3 separate regions of the Homo sapiens genome follow, and regions 1 and 3 are each linked to region 2. A link is an interaction called in ENCODE POLR2A ChIA-PET data of the cell type or tissue named here. Cell type or tissue: MCF 10A. All regions are shown on one strand. Each heading gives the region's core, and the rest is flanking DNA. Links, peaks and the distances in the headings are about the cores only.

Region 1 (6,901 bases), core at 1,196-5,195, 360 kb after region 2:
AGTTTGAGACTCTTTCAGAGGAGATTATAATGGTCTTTTCAATAGCACTCTGCAGCTCCACTGCCTTTGCAGGTATTGTACTGTCAAATGTAGCCTGCGGGGGTATCAGGCAGCATTTGGGTATTTATGTGGCAAAGGGACAGCATCGACATATTTTGGGAGATGCCGACTTGACGTGGGGAAGAGGAATATTCGTTAGAAAGGGTAATAGGTCTGAAAAGCATATTTGGTAAAAGGTTTTGTTATCTTTGGGAAATCTCATGTACAAACACAAGAAAAGTATTATGTCCCAAGGCCTTTGTGTGGCACAGTTCTGGTGACAGCATATTTTCATTGTATATATTGGTTCATTAAGCTCAAACCAACCTCATAATTACATGATTGTGACAAGATTAACTGAATGGACAATCCAAATGGCCGAAAGGTCAAATGAGGGTCCCTCTGTCTAATAATACTTTTACTCTTCTGTTATTTTTAGGCTGGCTTAGTGAGAATGTATCATGCAGGCTTGCAGAGGATTGCTTACGTTTTGTTCCAAGACTCATTTATTACTATTGTGTGGGCCGAAATGTGCACAACATACCAAATCCAGGCACAAAGTAGAAAATTAATCTTCACAGGAGAGAACAAATCTTATTTATAAGAAATCTTCAAAAGACAGAAAAATGCAAAGAATATAACAAACACTCATGAGTCAACATCCAAAACTGATCATTGTTAACATTTTGACAAATTTTTTGTCTTTCCTATAAGAAATAAAATATTACAGCCGGGCATCATGGCTCATGGCTGTAATCCCAGGACTTTGGGAGCCCGAGGCAGGAAGATTGCTTGAGCCCAGGAATTCAAGACCAGCCTGGGCAATATAGCAAGACCTCAGTCTCCATTAAAAAATGTTTTCAATTTAAAAAAAAAAAAAGAAATAAAACATTACATTAGTCACCCCTAGAAAGTACAGGAAAAAAAGAAAAAAAATTACAGATACAATTGAAGCCCCCTTGCACTCCCCTCAACCCCAGTCCAAATCAATTACTCTCCCAGTCTCTTCAGAGGTAACCACTTTCAGGAATTTAGAGTGTATCCTTCCAGTGTGTCCCTTTCTTCCGCATATGTGTGTGTCTGTGTGTGTGCATTTAAAAAGACAGAACATGAAGATGCTATTAGTATGAATGTGTCCATTTAAGAATGTTCCATTTTCCAATGCCCACCAAGGAGAAAAACAAAACAAATAAATAAAAACGTTACATAAGCAGTACATAATCTGTAACTTGCTTTTCATTCAACAGTATGTTTTTTTTGGTTTTTCTGTTTTTTTTGAGATGGAGTCTCGCTCTGTCACCGAGGCTGGAGTGCAGTGGCGCGATCTCGGCTCACTGCAAGCTCCGCCTCCCGGGTTCACGCCATTCTCCTGCCTCAGCCTCCTGAGTAGCTGGGACCACAGGCGCCCGCCACCACGCCCAGCTAATTTTTTTTTTATTTTTAGTAGAGACGGGGTTTCACCGTGTTAGCAGGATGGTCTCGATCTCCTGACCTCGTGATCCACCCGCCTTGGCCTCCCAAAGTGCTGGGATTACAGGTGTGAGCGAACACGTCTGGCTGATCATTGTTAACATTTTGACAAATTTGTTATCTTTCCTATAAGAAATAAAATATTACAGCCGGGCATCGTGGCTCATGCCTGTAATAATTACAATGATTTTAAAACCCATCTGTGTTGTGTATATGTAGATTTAGTTCATTTCTCTTAGCTGCTATATATCCCTTGCATTACTATACTATTACAATTTTTGTTTATAAGTTGCCTTAAAGGTGGGAAAGTAAAGTTGAACGTGGTTTCATGTATGTTTGTTAACCACTCAATTTTCCTCCTTGTGATACTTATTCAGTTTCTAGACAGAGCAAATCATAAATGTAAAGGGAAGAATGGAGACAGATCTATTGTACAGCTTGGTGACTATGGTTAATAATGTATTATAATTTCAAAATTGTTGAGAGTAAATTTCAAATGTTCTTACCCCCAAAATAAGAATGTGAGGTGACAAATATATTAATTAGCTTGATTTAATTATTCCACAATGTATACATCTATCAAAATGTCAGCTGGGTGCCATGGTTTATGCTATAACCCCTGCACTTTGGAAAGCTTAGGCGGAAGGATCACTTGAGCCCAGGAATTCAGCAACATAGTGAGATCCTGTCTCTACAAAAAATTTAAAAATTAGCCACGTATGGTGGCGTGCACTGGTAGTCCCACCTACTCAGGAGGCTGAGGTGGGAGGATCACTTGAGCCGAGGAGGTTGAGGCTGCAGTGATCTGTTATCACACCACTGCACTCCAGCCTGGGCAACAGAGTAAGAGAGTCACAAAAAAACCTTTCTACTAATCACATTATGCCATGTAAGCACTTAGATAGATGGCTCATTCCACTTTTCAGGCTCAAAATAAAATGCTTTTTATGCTGACATCTTGACTTAGGTGACTTTTCCCAGGTACTCACCACCAAAGATCTACACACAAGGATTCTCTGCCGTCCCTCTGATGTTGTGTCCTTGCTTTGACTACAAATAAAACAAAGAACATTAATTGAGTATAGTTGTAGCAAACTTGAGTTTTTGGCTGAAAATTAACATTTATACAAGAACTCCTGAAATACCAAGAAACTGCTTTGGCTGGGCACAGTGGGCACTTGTAGTCACAGCTACTCAGGAGGCTGAGGCAGGAGAACCACTTTAGCCAGGAGTTGAAGACTATAGTGTGCTATGATGGTACCTGTGAATAACCACTGCACTCCAGCCTGGGCAGCATAGTGAGACCTGTCTCTAAAAACAAAACAAAACAAAAAGAAACTTCTTTGACTTTTCTTGCACAGTTGACTTGAATTTTGTGCATAGATATTTGGAGTAGTTAAAAAAAAAAGATTCTGAAATATACTCCTAGATATCCCTCTCCATTCATATTAAACTTACTTATTTTACATCATTTTATTTTATTTTGAGATGGAGTCTCACTCTGTTGCCCAGGTTGGAGTGCAGTGGTGCAATCTCAGCTGACTGCAACCTCCACCTCCCAGGTTTAGAGATTCTCCCACCTCAGCCTCCCGAGTACCTGGGACTACAGGCGTGTGCCACCACACCTGGCTAATTTTTGTATTTTTAGCAGAGACAGGGTTTCACCATGTTGGCCAGGCTTGTCTCAAACTCCAGACCTCGGGTGATCTGCCTGCCTCAGCCTCCCAAAGTGCTGGGATTACAGGTGTGAATCACCACGCCCAGCCAAACTTAATTATTTAAATCTAAGTTGTTAGCTGTTAGATGAACCGTTTCTAAACTAACAAACTCACCGTTTTAACAACAGTAACACTTAAAATCACTACTAATGAAAATTCTAAATATGCAAACTGTAATTTCCTAATGAAATAGCTAGTTTTTTCTTATAAAACAAAATAGAAAAGTATCACATACAAGAAACTCCACATCTTGACCATTTCTACCTTGCAATATATATTCTTGACTCACTCTTTTCTGTTAGTGCCAAAGGCAACACTGACAGTCTTGCATAATCCACAAGGTGGTCCAACATTAATACTCTCTGGAAAATAGTTGGGATGACAGCAAAGCTGAATCATCATATCACTTTACAGTGTCTCAAAGTATCAAAGACTAAAACTGTGATTGCCCCACTCTCTGGATATTTCCCCAGTGGTGCCTATCTTGAAAAAGCAAATTCAAGAGACATGAAAAAAAGTTATTGGGTTTGGTTTTGTTTTATTTGAGATAAGGTCTTGTCATGTTGCTCAGGCTGGCCTCAAACTTCTGGGCTCGGATGATCCTTCTGCCTCAGCCTCTGGAATACCTGGGACTATAGGCATACACCACTGAATGTGGCTTCTCATATGGTAATTCTATTTTAAATTTTTTAAGAGCTCTGTATGCCATTTTCCATAGCAGCTGCACCATTTTACATTCCCACTAACACTTTACAAGGGTTCCAGTGCCTCCATGTCCTCATCCTCACCAACACTTGTTATTTTCTGTGGGTTTTGTTTGTTTTTAAAATAATCATATATACTTTTTGTTAGGTGTATTTTTATTGGGTCTTATCCTCTGAAAAATATATAACAACTCTTCATCAGTCCAAATACTTGGTTAGTTGGAACACATACAAATAATATCCAAAGAAAAAGAAGTAGCTTCTCCAGCATGGAAGAAAAGGATAGTCAGAAGTAATATCTGAAAATATGCAATGAATGGAAACTACATCCAAAGATTATAGTGAAACAAGGCAATCTCTATGCAATAGGCTGATTATTTATGTGATTAAGCTGACAAGGATTTACATCTGTTTTTATTCAGCTTTTTGTTTAAATAATAGCATTGTACATTCTCATATTACAAATGTTATTGTATACTATTATATATTATAACATGTTTAAAGACATCAAACTAACTTTTTCAACTGTTCTTGAAATTTTATGGAAATAAACATTAGAATAAACGTTGTGGGCCAGGCTCATGCCTGTAATCCCAGCACTTTGGGAGACAGAGGTGGGAGGATAGCTTGAGACCTGGGTTAAAGACCAGCCTGGACAACATAGCAAGACCTGGTGCTTAAAAAAAAAAAAAAGTTAGCCAGACATGGTAGCATATACCTCTAGTCCCAGCTACTCCAGAGGCTGAGGTGGGAGGATCACTTGAGTCCAGGAGTTTGAGGCTGCAGTGAGCTATAAACACGCCACTGCACCACTCCAGCCTGGGCAACAGAGCAACAAAGCAAGGCCCTGACCCTCCCCCACCCCACCAAAAGAAAAAAAAAAAAACGGTATGTGTTCACTGATACTCAAGGAATTTATAGATTTTCCTATCAAAATCAGTAGGCTCCATTAATTTATAATAATTTTTGTTTTAAAACTTACATAATACTAGCATGCACAGTATTTAATTGCCCCTACATCCTTATAAGTTAAATATTATTGGAAAACTGAGGTACAAACATCTGCCCAAAGACATATGTTTAATAAATGGTTAGCTGAAATTCAAAGTTAGGTGCTCTCTTTCCAAATCCCTACTTCTTTTCACTCCTCCATTAGAGAACATAGTTCTGTTTGAAGACGTGCAGTTTCTTTCCTTTTCTTTTGTGTGTGTGTGTGTGTGTGTGTGTGTGACAGGGTCTCACTCTGTCACTCAGGCTGGAGTACAGTGGCATGATCATAGCTCACTGCAGCCTCAAACTCTCGGACTCAAGCAATCCTCCCACCTTAGCCTCCGTAGCTGAGATGACAGACGCATACAAACACAAACACACCTGGCTAATTTTTTTTAATTTTTGTAGAGACAGGGTCTTGCCATTTTGCCCAGGCTGGTCTCAAACTCCTGGGCTCAAGTGATCTTCCTACCTCGGCCTCCCAAAGTGCTGGGATTATAGGCATGAGCCACCACACCCAGCCAAGTGCAGTTTATTTTTTTTTTCTTTTCTTTCTTTTTTTTTTCTCACATCTTTTTAGGTCTCTGAACACCCAGAACACATTTATTTCAAATAAGGGCTCAATTAATTACATTCCAGACTTGGTCCCTGTATAAGAAGCTAAAACAAACACAGGATGCTAATTCAGCACCCAGCACTGAAGAGTCAACATGAAAACAAGGCATTTCACACACGGATGATGGAGGTCAGGAGTAGAGTTCGCATCAGAGACTTAGTTTAGGAAAGGAGACAGCTGTGGACAGGGGCAGTGCCAGGCTCTCCAACCCCTTTTCCCTGCCTGCAATGCTGAGGATCTCATGAGATGGGCAGGGATGCCCTCCAGATCTTCTAAAACCACTGGGTTTTGTGTATTTTTTGAAAAAGGAGTGACTCCCAAGTTCTGGTAACAGTCTTCTAGCACCTCACTTAAAAAAAAAAAAAAAAAATTGAGGCCGGGCATGGTGGCTCAAGCCTGTAATCCCAGCACTTTGGCAGGCCGAGATGGTGGGGGTGGTGATCACCTGAGGTTGGGAGTTTGAGACCGGCCTGACCAACATGGCGAAACCCTGTCTCTACTAAAAATACAAAAATTAGCCAGGCGTGGTAGTGTGTGCCTGTAATCCCAGCTACTCAGGAGGCTGAGGCATGAGAATTGCTTGAACCTGGGAGGCAGAGGTTGCAGTGAGCCAAGATCACACCACTGCACTTCAGCCTGGGAGACAGAGTGAGATTCTGCCTCAAAAAAAAAAAAAAAAAAAAAAAAAAAATTGCCAGTCTGGACCTCTGTCTCATAAGAGAAAGAATTTATCATTCAGATAATGATTGTTGATGGCAAATTCTGATTATCTATAAGAATTTTGACAGGCTAGGTGTATTGGCTCACACCTATAGTCTCAGCACTGGGAAGTCAAAGTGGGAGGATTGCTTGAGCCCAGAAGTTCAAGACCAGCCCAGGCAACATACTGAGACCCCTATCTCTCTAAAAAAAAATTTAAAAATTAGCCGGGCATGGTAGTCTCTGCAGGTACTTGGGAGGCTGAGGTGAGAGGATCGTTTGAGCTTAGGAGTTCGAGGCTGCAGTCAGCCTGTCTAAAAAAAAGAGTTTTGAAATAAGATCTCCATGTCAATTAGACATTCTTATTCCTGGCTCATAGCAGGAATAAGCTACATATGTATTCAAAATATGTTGAAAAAATGATATTTGAATGAATTCTTATGAACTGCTAGCTACATATGGTTGGCAAATTTAAAGAATCAATCTAACACATCTAACATTAAAACTTAGTAAAACTGGCCAGGCATGGTGGCTCACGCCTATAATCCTAGCACTTTGGGAGGCCTAGGCGGGCAGACTGCCTGAGCTCAGGAGTTCGAGACCAGCCTGGGCAACACAGTGAAACCCTATCTCTACTAAAAATACAAAAAAAATTAGCCAGGCCT
Region 2 (6,901 bases), core at 1,072-5,071:
CTGAGTTTCTTCCTGCTGGCGGCCCTCACTGTACAGAAATAGCCAAGTAGCATCAGGGTCAGTCATCAATGGTGGGCAACCAGAAGGCCATGTTGGTACACCCGCTGGCAAAAGTCACAAACTTGGGGTTGAATTGCAAACAGGTAATTGGGCCTGTGTGTTTACCATCCAACCCAGCTACTTTTATACCACTCTCTTCATTCCAGACATGGATCTTGCCATCCTCTGAACCAATCATAACAAACTGAGAGTCTGCAGTAAATGAAGCCTCCAGTGTGACAGCTTCGCTGTTGGCATAACTGCCAAATGTGTGTATCACCACTCCTTTGAATGCACCAATGAGACGAATGAAGCTGACATTGGTGGAAATGAGGATGAGCTTGCCACCGTTGCTGATTTTAAGTGCTGTCCACTCACAAGTTCGATCATACTGCATCTTAAAGGTAGCAAATGGCCCCTTATCAAAAGAACGAAGGTCATAAAGTTTGACCATTTCAGAGTTGACACCAGCAGCAAAAATTCACCCTTCTGGATCAAAAGAACAAACTGGATTCCCCTTTATGTGCATGAGGCCCTGGCAGTTGGGAGACCGGAGATCCCAGAGTCGAATGGTCTTATTCAAGAGACCCAAAAATGAAAGTGTCATCCACAGGTGACATGGACAAGACCACCACCCTTTTGCTATGTCCAGGAAAGTATCTGATGTATTTGTTGTCATGCAAGGACAAGTAACGAATAGTATCGTCTATTTTGTTACAGCTGTAAACAACTGTGTTTGCCGCAGGAGTTTATCTGATGAGGCCACACCGTATTTCTTACTGAACAGGGTTTTGGTTTGCCCTCCTGGCAGTCAGAGAGCACGATGGAGTCGTCGTTGCTGCTCAAGGTGATCACCTCGCTTTTAGGGCTGAAATCGAAGCAGTTAATCTTGTCCCGAGTTTTCGCAGAACACGTTGGCGATACAGAAGCTTCGAAGCAGCATGCGGTGGGTCAGCTTCATGGCTGCGGCTGGGGAAGGCAGCGGCGGCACACGGCCAGGCGGTGGCGAGCGGACAGGCTGCCTAATGGCCAACCTGGGCGAGGCGGGCGCCGCGCCGGCAGCTAGGGGGAAGTCGGCCAACAATTGGGCCACCTCCTCCTCTTCCTCCTGCTTGGACGACGGTCTTCCGCCTGGACTGTGGAGCCTCGCCGACCGTTCGTCCTCACAGCCACCCCATGGGCAACCAGCGCGGTGCAGGCTCATTGTGTCTGCGACAGGCAGAAGCCGAGCGGGTCCCAACGTTTTTTTTAAAAAAGTATTTTTTTTTAGAGACAGGGTCTTGCTATGTTGCCCAGGCTGGACTCAAACTCCTGGGCTCAGGTGATCCCTCTGCCTCAGCCTTCCTAGTACCTGAGATTACAGGTACATGCCACTATGCTCAGCTCTGTTATTTTTTTTTTAAATGACAAAGGAGGTTTTTGAAAATGATAGTTTTTAAATATTTTCATCCCCCTGCCTCAGCCTCCCAAATACCTGGGATTACAGGTACATGCCACCATACCCAGCTCTGTTATTTTTTTTTTTAAATGACAGGCCGGACACGGTGGCTCACGCCTGTAATCCCAGCACTCTGGGAGGCCGAGGGTGGGCAGATCACGAGGTCAGGAGTTCGAGAAAACCTGGCCAATATGGTGAAACCCCATCTATACTAAAAATACAAAAATTAGCCGGGCGTGGTGGCAGGCGCCTGTAATCCCAGCTACTTGGGAAAGTGAGGCAGGAGAATGGCTTGAAATCGGAAGGCAGAGGTTGCAGTGAGCCGAGATGACGCCACTGCATTCCAGCCTGAGTAACATGAGCAAAACTCCGTCTCAAAAAAAAAAAAAAAAAAAAAAAAAAAAGCAGATTTTTGAAAATGATAGTTTTTAAATATTTTCATTTAACAAATTAATACCTTTAACACATACGTAATTTACAATGAATTTAGGTATTAAGTTGAGCCACATGAAACTGTTGATATTTGATCTTTTTTTAACCTAGAAAATCAATAATGTCATGTAGTTCAACCTAATACAACCTCATTTTGAGATAAATGTTAGGAGTCTATATTTGAGGCCCTGCCTTTAGTGACTATGAGGCCCTAGCTAAGTGCACTGCTGCCCATCCCAACTCTGCCAATATTGATTATAGCCTTAAGGCTGAGGGCATCCCATCTGTGTATGCGAATGTTCAACCTCTAAACAAAAGGGGTCTAAGCCCTCTGACCAAACAGTGGAGACTGAATACTGGGCTAAAAGAAAACTAAAATCTAGAATTCTAAATTCTAGGCAAGCCTATAGTATATATTAAGGACAAGCAGATGTCTGATATGTCTTTGTAAGTTTTCCAAGTACAAATGCTGGAGGCTTCTCTGTTCCTGAGTTCTCAAGAAGGAAATGCAGCAGTGCCTGATGCCTAGTGGGCCTACAGAAGTATTAACTAACTGGCTCATTTTCTCCTTCACTCAACTGATTTTGTCCTCACTCTGTAATGCTAAAGATGAGACCGGTTCTGTTTTACTCATTCTCCCCAACTTCAACAGTGAAAACAGTGTTAAACAACTCCAGGGTCTTTCCTTTCCCTTTCGCTCTGCTCTCAAACATACACCATCCTCCCTCCTTAATTTCCTTGCCCACTTGCTTCTCCAGCCTTCCCTTTCTCTACAGCCTTTTTGCCTCTGCCTCCTCCTGTGCCTCTGGTAACCACTGGGTAGTCAATGAAGAAGCCAGTGCATTCCCCTTCCCCTACATCATATCCTGAGCTCATCTTCCCTGACCTTGAGAGGGCATGAGGTGCACCTTGGTGCTCTCAATAAACCAAAGTTGTTTTAATAAGCCCAGTGAGACTAAGATATTTAAATTCTTCTTCTCACTCTCATCACCACAATGTGAGATGGATCCAAATATTTTGCAACAGCATAGCCTTGGGCCAGCAGCTCTTGAGTTATAAAATGTTGCAGCAAACTCTCCTTGCATAGCAATGTTATCACCCAAGAACTCCATCCTTAACCCTATCAGCAAGAATTCTAGAGTACTTTCTCTTTGCCATGCTCACAGATTTTCAGAAGTTTTTACCTGATGGAACCAGCATCTGAAATCTTCATAGAAGCATAGGCAAGACTCCTCTAGCAATTCCTTTTTTCCTTCCCAGATACCATGTTTATGCAATCTATCCAAGCAGGAGCTTAGCAGTGGCACTTGAGTCCACTGAAACTAATGCTTCCCTAATTGCACAATTAAGAGGTGGCAGACATTTGAATTGGCAGCTGGACTGCAGTAGGTGGAAATAAGAACACTGTGTTCCTTTGCATGTGAAGTCATGTATAGTTTTTCCAGCATATGATGAAGTTGCAATAAGAAGGAAAATCTGGACTTTAGCTTTTTGGTTTTCCTCTGGATATAAATTTTAGAGAATCTCTCCATGCTGTAAAACCTTATAGCACTTTGTATCTGTTGTGGAGCATCATTTCCCTTATCCTGCCTCTCAGTGTCATGATTTGTATGCCTGTCTTATCTTTGAGCAGCTGCCAGGTCTTACCGATTTTCTTATCCCTTTACCCACCCAATGTCTAGCGTAAGTCCTTTGAATGCACAGAGTTAGCATTCAGTGACTATTTATTGAAATATTAAAGTTGCTTTGCTTTGGAGCTGTTTTTATCTAACCCTTCCACTGCTCCATTTTATTTAGAAGGACTTAGGATTTAATATATTAGAAAGATGACTGCAAGGGATTCATATTGGCAGGTCTCAATGGTTGCATTTTCTTTGGGAAACTCTTAATACAAAGTAGTGGTCCCCACTGATCACATCAGTGTTCTGAGACCCTACCTTGTCTCCCAAACACATCCTACCATAGCTGATTGATCCAGGGGATATACCTAACAGGATGGGTCCCTCAAATTGTCACTTTCAGATATTTAAAACCTTAAGGGAGTGGGTTTGAGCTGAGTTCTAGTAAAGACTTGGATCCTGAGGGAAGATTCAAAGGCTTATCACTAGGGCTGCCCTTGTTCCCACTTCACCTGAGATCTGGTCTTTCTGCTCCTCCTTAAATCCTTTGAGCTGCCCCAGCATCTTTCTGGAAAATCCCTTTTGTTCTCAAGTTAACTAAGATCCATTTCTGTTGCACACACTCAGTTGACCTAAGCCAATAGAATGATTGGAAGGGGCACAAAGAAAGCCTGCTGGGCTTCGAGCCTGATGCCGCCTTCAACTTGCTGTGTGATATAGTATAAGTCACAAACCAATCTGAACCTCACACTCTCATCTTTAAGTCTATATTGTCACCAGAGATTCAAGACAATGCCAGCAAGAATATATTGAAAGATGGATAGAATTGTAAGATGCAGATGTGGCAGAGAAAGTTTATTCTGGGAACGAGGAAAGGCACAGGAAAAGACATGGGCATAGGAAAGCAGGGACCTGTTTGGGAAGCAGAAGGAACCCCTCTGGAGCATAGGGTTTCTTGTTTTAAAATGTAGTTAATGGTTTTATTATTATTATTTAGGTACAGCAAGGCCAGCAGACTAGATGACTGTTATCAAAAAGATAGTTATACTCACAGATGCCAAGAGAAGCGGACATGCCACACCACAGGGGGCCACTCGGGGAAGCACCAGAGTCTGTCAGGAGGTGGAAGGAAAGGAGAAAACATGAGCAAGAGCCTTTATGGTGGTTTCCATGGGAAAGAATGGGCAAGGCAGATTAAGCAGATTAAGGATTGACTAGTTTGAATAATTTCAGCTAGTTCAGGGGCACAGGGACTACTCTTAGTTGTCTGGTAACTGGCCCTGGAGTGATTAGGGCAGGGGATTATGGTCCTAAGTATGACAGCCCAATAGAGAAGGTATTTGCAGGTGTGGGCTCTGGATTGGGTGGTTTGCCTTTGAAAGGTATGCTCAAGGGCAAGTTGTTTACAGTCTCTAGGAATTGGCTAGCCCTGGAAGGGGCAGCAACTCCGGGGTCTGCAAGGCCCCAGATGTCAAAGCATTAAAATACAAAAAATAAATAACATGGTTAATATATCCCTGTAGGAAAGTAGCAGACTAGAAGGAGGAAATGGAAGCTGAGTCTAGACCATAAGGGACCACAAATGTTAAACTAAGGAGTTTGGTTTTCATTCTGCAAATAATGTTCTGTACACCCTGAAGGATTCTGAGCAGAGGAATAATATAAGAGCTGTATATTAGGAATACTACTTTGGTGTCTTTGGACAGGATGGGGTAGCTTTAAGGACCAGATCAACAGATCCGAGTAAATACTGGATGTGGGGTTGAGGGAAAGATAGGAATAAAAACCAACTTCAATATTTCAAGCCTTTGTAACTGTAGGATAGTGCTGCTATTAATAGATACAGGTGTCTGAGAAGAAGACATCTCTAACAGGAGACTTAAGAGGTAAGTGGGCAGAAATTATGAGCTGTGCTTCAGAGATGTTGATGCGACCATGTCCAACAGTGGTTCTCGTGTAATGTTGCTTGTGTGATTATCTGGCATTGTATGTGTCTCGACTCCCCAGACTGTCAGAAGAACCTCAAAGGACTTTCATCTTATTGTCTTTGTCCCTCCCTCATACCTAGTGCAGTGCCTCATTCCTCTGGTCCTTGCCAAGTTCCTTCACAAGGCTAGCACAGGCTATTTCTCAGGGGCATATCTACCAGAATTTGTCCACATGAGAGAGGAACCACTGTGGGCATTCTGACTGCCAGCCTGGGGTCTAAAGATGTCATAAGCTTACACACTGAGGACATGGATGAGACTTAGCTCTAGTGAGCCATGGTTTCCTCATACTAAATAAAACCCTTTCTGAATGTTCTCTAAGATCTTTTCTAGTGCTAAAATTTGTAAATAATTTCTGAGATTTTGTAATGCTAGAAAGGTACCTAGAGCTACCTAGCAGATCAAGTAAATTGCCTACCCTTGTTTTGTCAATATCAAGTTTAGGCAGGCAACCTCTTTCATCTTGACTCTTACTAAACCTTGTTAACCTAAGAAACAATTAATTCTAAAGGTATTAAAGTTTCTCTATTCTTTCCCCATCCTCTTAACCTTGTTCTTTCCTTATGCCCAACACAAGGAACCCCCACCAAGTTGGCTTATCTATTGGGGTGAGTAGGTTCCAATTTATGCTTCAAACACAACAGGCAGATGTCAATCACTGAACCAATTCAGGACTTCTTTGGAGTATCCTAATTCTACTACAAGAAGTGGATATGAGTGGGCCATAAATGGCAAAGAAAACATGCATGCAAAATGTAAAGTGGTATGATGAAGAAGAAAACAGTCAGGAGAAGGAAGGTGGAAAGGAAGTCACAGTTTTTAAGGGTCTTCCATACATGGCCCTCTACTAGATTTCCTGGGTCCTCTTGTTAACCACTCCCACAGTGCCTTGAACTTCAATTTTAACATCATCAGTGTTGTAAACATATTCAACATCTCTCTTCCTGTTAGAATGTATGCTCCATGGAGACAGAGACTATACAATGTCTGTCTTATTTACATCTCTATTCTGGTTCCTCCCAGAGTTCCAGGCAAATGGTGGCGGCTGGGTAAGTATTACATGAATAATTGAATAAACACATTTAATCCTGACAGTGCTGCAAAGTAACAATATCTCAACTTTACAGAAGTTGAGGCTCAGAGGGATATAGTGACTTGCCTGTGGTCACATGGCTAGAAAGTTGAAAAATCAGAAGACTGAAAGTGGGTACCTGAAGCCAGGCTCCTTCGATTCCCCTGCAAGTCCCTCATGAAAACTCTCCCATGCAGTGTCACAGTCATGTTGTTTGTTCTTTGTAACAGAAATGGGCCACAGCTAACTTAAGCAAAACAGTTTAATGGATGATATCAGGGGTTCACAGAATGGAAGAACAGTTAAGAAACTG
Region 3 (6,901 bases), core at 1,170-5,169, 95 kb after region 2:
ATAGAACTAAGTGAAAGAGATAAACCTATACAATGTAACACTTAGAATAAAAAGGGCCAGGTACAATCCCAGCACTTTGGGAGGCAAGGGCAAGAGGATTGCTTGAGACCAGAAGTTTGAGACCAGCCTAGGCAACAAAGTGAGACCCTGTTGCTACAAGAAATTGAAAAAAAAAAAAACAAAAAAAAACAGCTAGTCAGGTATGGTGGCATGTGCCTATAGTTCCAGCTACTCTGGAGACTGAGGTGGGAGGATAAATTGTTTGAGCCTGGGAGGCTGAGGCTATGGTGAGCCAGGATTGCCACTACACCCAAGCTTGGGCAACAGAGCAAGACCCTTCTTCAAAAAAGAAAAGAAAAAAAACATAAAAATAAATCTTTGTGACCTTAGGTCAAGAGTCTTCTTAGATTCAACAGCAACAGCACAAGTGAAAAAACTAAGATAAATTTGACACCATTAAAATTAAAACTTTCTTCCCACTGATACTATCAAAAAAGTAGAAAAACAAGCCATCAAATAGGAGCATATATTTGCAAAATATATGTATGATAAGGAACTCTAGAATATATGAAGAACTCTTACAATTCAATAACAATTATAAAACAGGGTAAAAGTTCAGAATATTTTCTCCAAAGATATATAAACAACCAATTAGCATATGAAAAGATGTTTCATATCATTAGTTATTAGGTAAATGTAAATAAAAACCACAATGAGATATTACTTTACACCCACTAAGATGGCTAAAATTTTTTTTTAAAGGTAATAACAAGTGTTGCTGAGAACACAGACAAATTGGAGCTCTTATACACTGCTGGTGGAAGTGTAAACTGGTATAGCTAATTTGAAAAACAATCTAGAAGTTCCTCATGAAGGCCAAATATAGAATTACCATGTGACCCAGCAATTTCAGTTCTAGGTATGGACCCAAAAGAAGTGAAAACATACATCCACACAAAAACTTGTACATGAATGCTCATAAAAGCATTATTAATAATAGGCAAAAACAAATGTCTATAAACTGATGAATAAATAAAATGTCTTGTAGCCACACAGTGGAATATTATACAGCCATGAAAAGAAATGAAGTTTTAATACATACTACAGCATGAATGAAACTTGAACATTATGCTAAGTGAAAGAAGGAAGTCACAAAAGACACACATTGTATGATTCTGTTTCTATGAAATGTCTAGAATAGACAAATCTATAGAGACAAAAAGTAAGTTTAGTGGTTGCCTAGGGCTGGGGGGATTGGGGAGAAGAAGGGGAGCAACTGCTGATGGGAACAGGGTTTCCCTGTTTTAAAATTAGATTGCGGTGACAGTTACACAACTGTGAATATACTAAAAACCATTGAATTGTATGGGTAAATTGTATAGTATGCAAATTATATCTCAATAAAACTGTTAAAAATGCAATTGCAGGGATTCGTGTTGGATACAAAATTAATTAAAATAATATGTTAATTTTTAACCTCCTGAATCTTAGTTTATTAAACTGTAAAATTCAGATAATGCCTTCAAAAGTTTTTATGAAGAAATTATTGATTCCTTCATTCATTTATTCAACAAAAATATTTGTTGAGTGCACCCTAGGTGCAAGTACTATTCTAGGTGTAGGGGATAGAGCAAAGAACATAACCTAGCCCTTGTAATGCTAACGTTCCAGTAAGAGGAGACAATCAAATGACGCATGTGTTAGGTGAGAATTTGTGTTGCAGAAAAAGTATATACACAAATATATGTAAATTTCATATATATATATGAGGAATGGGAAGAAGGTGAATAGGGTGATGGATGGAATGTTTCATTTTAAGTTGATCAGGAAAGGCTTCACTGAGAAGGTGACATTTTAGGGAAGTCCTGAGGGAGCAAGTCCTGTGGTTAATCTGGGGGTGAAGCACTCCTGGTAGAAAAAGGCCTTGAGGCAGCAGTCTGCCTCTGGGTGTTCTAGAAGCAGTAAGAAAGCCAGCTCAGCGACAGCTGAGTGACAGAGAGGGGAGAGAAAAGATGATGGGGTGTAAGGTGTGTTGGGTGAGGGTCGGGGGAGGTACAAAGGAAGACTGGACCAGATCACGTAGAGCCTTACTATAGATTGTTGTAAGAAATCTGGCTTTTTTCTCTGAGCCAGAAGAGCCATCAAAGGATTTTGACCAGATTATCACACTGATCTGATTTACATGTAAATACCTATGGCTGCTCTGTTGAAAATAGACCGCAGGGCTGCAGCATCAGGAAGACCAATGGAAGACTGCCTCAGTGGGACAGGAAGGTGGCTTAGGGTGCTAGTGGAGGAGGTGATTAGGAAGGATTAGCATCTGTATATATTTTGAATGAGGAACCAACAGGATTTATGGACAGATCAATTGGGAAGTGTGGGAGAGAGACTTAAATGAAAGAGAAATAAAGATGAGTTAATAGGGCCGGGCACGATGGCTCACACCTGTAATCCTAGCACTTTGGGAGGCCAAGACGGGTGGATAGTTTGAGGCCAGGAGTTCAAAACCAGCCTGGCCAACATGGTGAAACCCGGTCTCTACTGAAAATACAAAAAATTAGCCAGGCATGGTGGTGGGCACCTGTAATTCCAGCTACTCGGGAGGCTGAGGTAGGAGAATCACTTGAACCCAGGAGGCGGAAGTTGCAGTGAGTCAAGATCACGTCACTGCACTCCAGCTTGGGCAAGAAGAGGGAAACTTTGTCTCAAAAAAAAGAAAATGAGTTAATAGATGTTAAATGCCTAAGCATTGGTAAACAGAAACCATTGACTACTTTTCAGCTGTTATTATTATTATTACTAATTCCTGTTTTGAGAGGTAATGTATAGAACCTATAAGTAGTACTTAACATAAGCTATTCTTATTAAATCCCAGAGAGAAGCCTTAACAGGAGTTTGTGTCCTCTCTGCAAGGCTGGGTGATGGGCAGCTGAAAAAGCGTCGAGGCTCAAGATGAATGAAATAAGAACTTCAAGTTCAGTCCTTAAATCCTATTTGAACCTGAGGTCCTTGCTAAGGCTGTTGGGTAAGATCGCTAAGTGCCCATACTCCCACCTCTCTCTCCCTGTACTCAGAACCTTCATTGCCTTCTTTTGAGCATTGTAGAGAATGTTTTCTCTTAGTTACCATCTTCAGTATTGTTTTTTCAACAATATTAGTGTGTTTTTACTAAAAAGGCATGCATATTCAATTCAGAGAATTTATAAAACATTGAGAAAAAAGTAAAACTATTCAGAAATAATATCACTCTAATATTTTTCTCAGATGGATACTTTTTAAATTAAAAATGGGATTATACTACACATACTGTTTTGAAGCCCTCTTTATTCATTTAACAATACATTGTTTCTTAACAATAAATACTGTTCTATAACATCATTTTCAATGGTACATAATGGAGAACCGAATTATGTATTCCCTATTGTTCAATGCTTAGGCTATTTATAACTTTTTGGCATTAGAAGCAGTCCTATCAATGAGTGTCATTACCTATATATTGTCAAGGAAAAAATTTCAACAAACTGAGTTTAAAGATCTAATTGGCTTTATTAGTGATTCATGAATCAGGCAGCATCTCATGTACAGAATAGAAAGGTGTTCTCCTGGGCATGGCAGAACAGTTGGTTTTTGTAAGGTAGCTTGAGCAGCAACAAGGGAACAGCAGAGTGCAAAAAGTGAATTGGTTAACAGCAGGTTACTTCAGGTTACTTTCCTTATATGGCTAAAGTAGAGGGAGCTTCCTTATGCTGATTCAGTTTGTCAAGGCTTTTTTGGGTTTTTGTTGTTGTTGTTGTTTGAGACAGAGCCTTGCTCTGTGGCCCGGTCTGGAGTGCAGTGGCAGGATCATGGCTCACTGCAACTTCCACCTCCCGGATTCAAACGATTCTCATGCCTCAGCCTCCCAAGTAGCTGGGACCACAGGCATGCACCACCACACCAGGCTAATTTTTTTGTCTTTTTAGTGGAGACGGGGTTTCGCTATGTTGGCTAGGCTGGTCTCAAACTCCTGGCCTCAAGTGATTCGCCCACCTCAGCCTCCCAAAGTGCTGGGATTACAGGCGTGAGCCACTGTGCCCAGCTGACCAGGCCTTTTTGGATAGGTTGCTGTGATCTCCTGTTTTCTGGAAAACTGATCTAAGTACAGCTTGATTATGAAGCACAAGTGAGTCCATTCTGGTTTGGTCTGGTCTGTTCAGCCAACTGCAGGAACTGAGTCCAAACCAATGGCCTCCCATAAACTTTATTTAACAATATCTTTGCAGCATTCTGATTGATTTCCCAGGAGAGATCTAGAAGTGGAGCTGCTGAGTCCAAGAGCATTCATAATGCTTTTTTTATTTTTAATTTTTTTAGAGACAGGGTTTCACTCTGTCACTGAGGCTGGAGTGCCGTGGCACAATCATAGCTCACTGCAGCAGACTTGCACTCCTGGGCTCAAGTGATCCACCTGCCTCAACCTCCCAAGTAGCTGGGACTACAGGTTTGCCCCACCACACCTGGCTAATCACAATGCTTTTGATACATGTTACCACCAACCTGATAATGATCCATTTAAGCCACCCATTTTTATGACTGAAGACTCCTTAGATTCCCTAGGCTTCCTCCCAGAGGAACGTGGTAGGACAGAATTTTAAACTACGAAGAACTTCAAGTTCAGTCCTTACATCCTATTTGAATGTGAAATAACTTCACCTCTCTGTTTTTCAATGCCTTCATTTGTCAAATGAAGCTACAGTACTTTCCTCAATGCAATGAAAAAGCCCCTTGAAAAGATTATGAATTCCCAAAGCACATATTACTTATATCAAAGAATCTTTAAAGACCAGGCCCTGTCCTTAAAATCATCCTTTATCCTAGAGAAGAGGGAATGGACCTCCTTTGTCTTCCAAGCCATCTTTTCCTGTTATATTGTAAGTCACATCTGGAAACTTACTGAATTGAGATCTGGGAACAAGAAACCAAGAACTCAATAACTGATTGTCAGAAACAGCAACCTGTACTTGCTGCCTAGAGCAAGTGGGCATTCCAGCAGGAAGGCCATAGGATGCAGCAGAGGTGGCTTCCTTCTCAGCAGGAAGAACTTGGCCTAGTATTGAATGATGGACGGGTTGAACTTTGAGATGGTGGCTGGGTTGAGCCTGCGGACCCAGGGAGGATACGCCCTCCTCTCACCCCAGGTAGGGGAAGTTGGTATTGGGGCTGCCTCCCAAAGGGGTACTAGGAGAGAGGACTGGTTGCAATAAAGGAGGAAAGCATGAGTTTTGGTGGTGTCAGTAACTGTGGAAAAGCCCCTTCCACAGATCTCACTTCCCAGCCACCTGTGGGCCTTAGGCCTGAGTGAGTATCCCACCCCACCTTTCTGCTCCTCACTGTTGGAGCAGTCCCAGCAGAGAAAGCCAAATTTCCTCATTATGGTTCTTTCCCTTGTCCAGGTTATAAGACCTTTGAGGTCTCACTGAATAGCAGCACCTTCCCAATACACAGAGAATCACCCTAGGGCTTCTAGGCCACAAACTTCACAAACCCCTGAACAGATTATCCAAGGCAATGGGAAGAAGACTCCCCAATCAACATCAGAACCCTCCAGGAAACTTCAGTGCTCTTAGTAGATAAATTTGGATTCCTCTGGAAAGCCTCCAAGCTCCCCCAAGGTAAATGGCTCTCCCAGCACCCCAAAGGAACCCACAGTTTCATCTTTCATATGGAGGCCAGAGAGGCATCCACTGCATGAAGTCACCTCACCCAAGGGGCGTGGCAAGGTGGCTTTTCTGATTGCAGAGCCTCCATCCTTCCCTGAAAAGTGCCCACTGTCGTCCCTCACATGTTCTCACATGGACCACGTTCTGGATGGCGTTCCTCAAAGCACAGCCAGTGGCCCTGCATGGGACTGAAGCCCCATGGAAACCACAGAAACTGCAGAGATCCCAGGAGCCACAGCCACATGTGTCATCATGATCTCAGAGGTTCACCCCTCAGACAGGCTGACTGGATGTCATAAAAATTAATTAAATAACTTAAATTGACTGTTGAGGTGTTTGCCCAGAGCAGGCACTGACATCCCTCAGGCTTCTCAGGGCAGCAGAGCTCATTTGAGTCATTCTGCAATGGGTCCCAGTGGAAATCAGTGGAAACAGGGAGGCGCAGGTCTGGCTGCCCTCCCGGGCTGAGTCAGAGCAGGCCTCGCACTAGGAGGCAGGGCTGTGCCCCCAGACCCTGGATGCCCTTTACCCCCCAATCAAGGGCTTTCTCCCTTCAGGATCTCACCCTCCTGCAGAAAAGGTCAGAGTGAAGCTTGCAGGAGTTCGCAAATGTTAATCCCCACCACCACCATCTCCACTTCTGAGCAGATGTCCTTTTCTTCCTTCTTTCCCCCCCTTTTTTTTTCTAAATAGAGATGGGGTCTTGTTCTGTTGCCCAGGCTGGAGTACAGTGGTGTGATCATAGCTGACTGCAGCCTTGAACTCCTGGCCTCAAGGGATCCTCCCATCTCAGCTTCCTGAGTAGCTAAGACTATAGGCATATGCCACCACTCCTGGTCCCTTCATCCTTTCTTTTCCTTTTCTTTGCTCTTTTCCCACATCCAATTCGGGAAGTGGGAGTTGGCAATACTCAATTATCCAATAGGCAGATAAACATGCGCTTAAGGTCCAGGAAGGCAGGAATACCCCCAAAATTGTTTGAAAAGTATCTCATATCATATATATCATCACATACACAGACACATGTATTAGAAAAATCATACCTTTGTTTACCTTGTTAACACTTTGTGGCTTAGTGTAGTTTTTCTTTTGAATTACATGAGGGTCGTGAAAACCAACACCATTATCTTTTCATGTTTTCTGAGCTTACAGCTGCTAAAGTCCTTGGGTAACAGTGGTGAGTTTTGAGAAGTTGTGCTTGG

The links. ChIA-PET counts read pairs that join two places held together with the same protein. Peaks named below come from ENCODE experiments on the same cell type or tissue, not always from the same donor. Only the 100,000 strongest peaks of a DNase experiment are listed, where the experiment ranks them.
Region 1: POLR2A ChIA-PET joins it to region 2 with 8 read pairs; 4 of 35 experiments call an interaction of 5 or more read pairs at or near these places.
Region 3: POLR2A ChIA-PET joins it to region 2 with 5 read pairs; 3 of 35 experiments call an interaction of 5 or more read pairs at or near these places.

What each region holds. Positions count from the first base shown.
Region 1 is chr1:91,897,139-91,904,039 of GRCh38, forward strand. It overlaps a transcript of TGFBR3 not described here. Among named protein-coding and RNA genes, the nearest start is that of TGFBR3, 14 kb to the left of the region's middle. In MCF 10A, for the core only: no CTCF peak of the experiment used is centred there; a DNase peak (open chromatin) is centred at 3,573.
Region 2 is chr1:91,534,607-91,541,507 of GRCh38, forward strand. LOC102723436 (a long non-coding RNA gene) reads right to left here. Exons shown (of 5, transcript XR_007066219.1): 4 at 4,581-4,640. It also overlaps the pseudogene WDR82P2. Among named protein-coding and RNA genes, the nearest start is that of CDC7, 37 kb to the left of the region's middle. In MCF 10A, for the core only: no CTCF peak of the experiment used is centred there; DNase peaks (open chromatin) are centred at 2,915 and 3,245.
Region 3 is chr1:91,629,912-91,636,812 of GRCh38, forward strand. No RefSeq gene overlaps it. Among named protein-coding and RNA genes, the nearest start is that of CDC7, 130 kb to the left of the region's middle. In MCF 10A, for the core only: no CTCF peak of the experiment used is centred there; no DNase peak of the experiment used is centred there.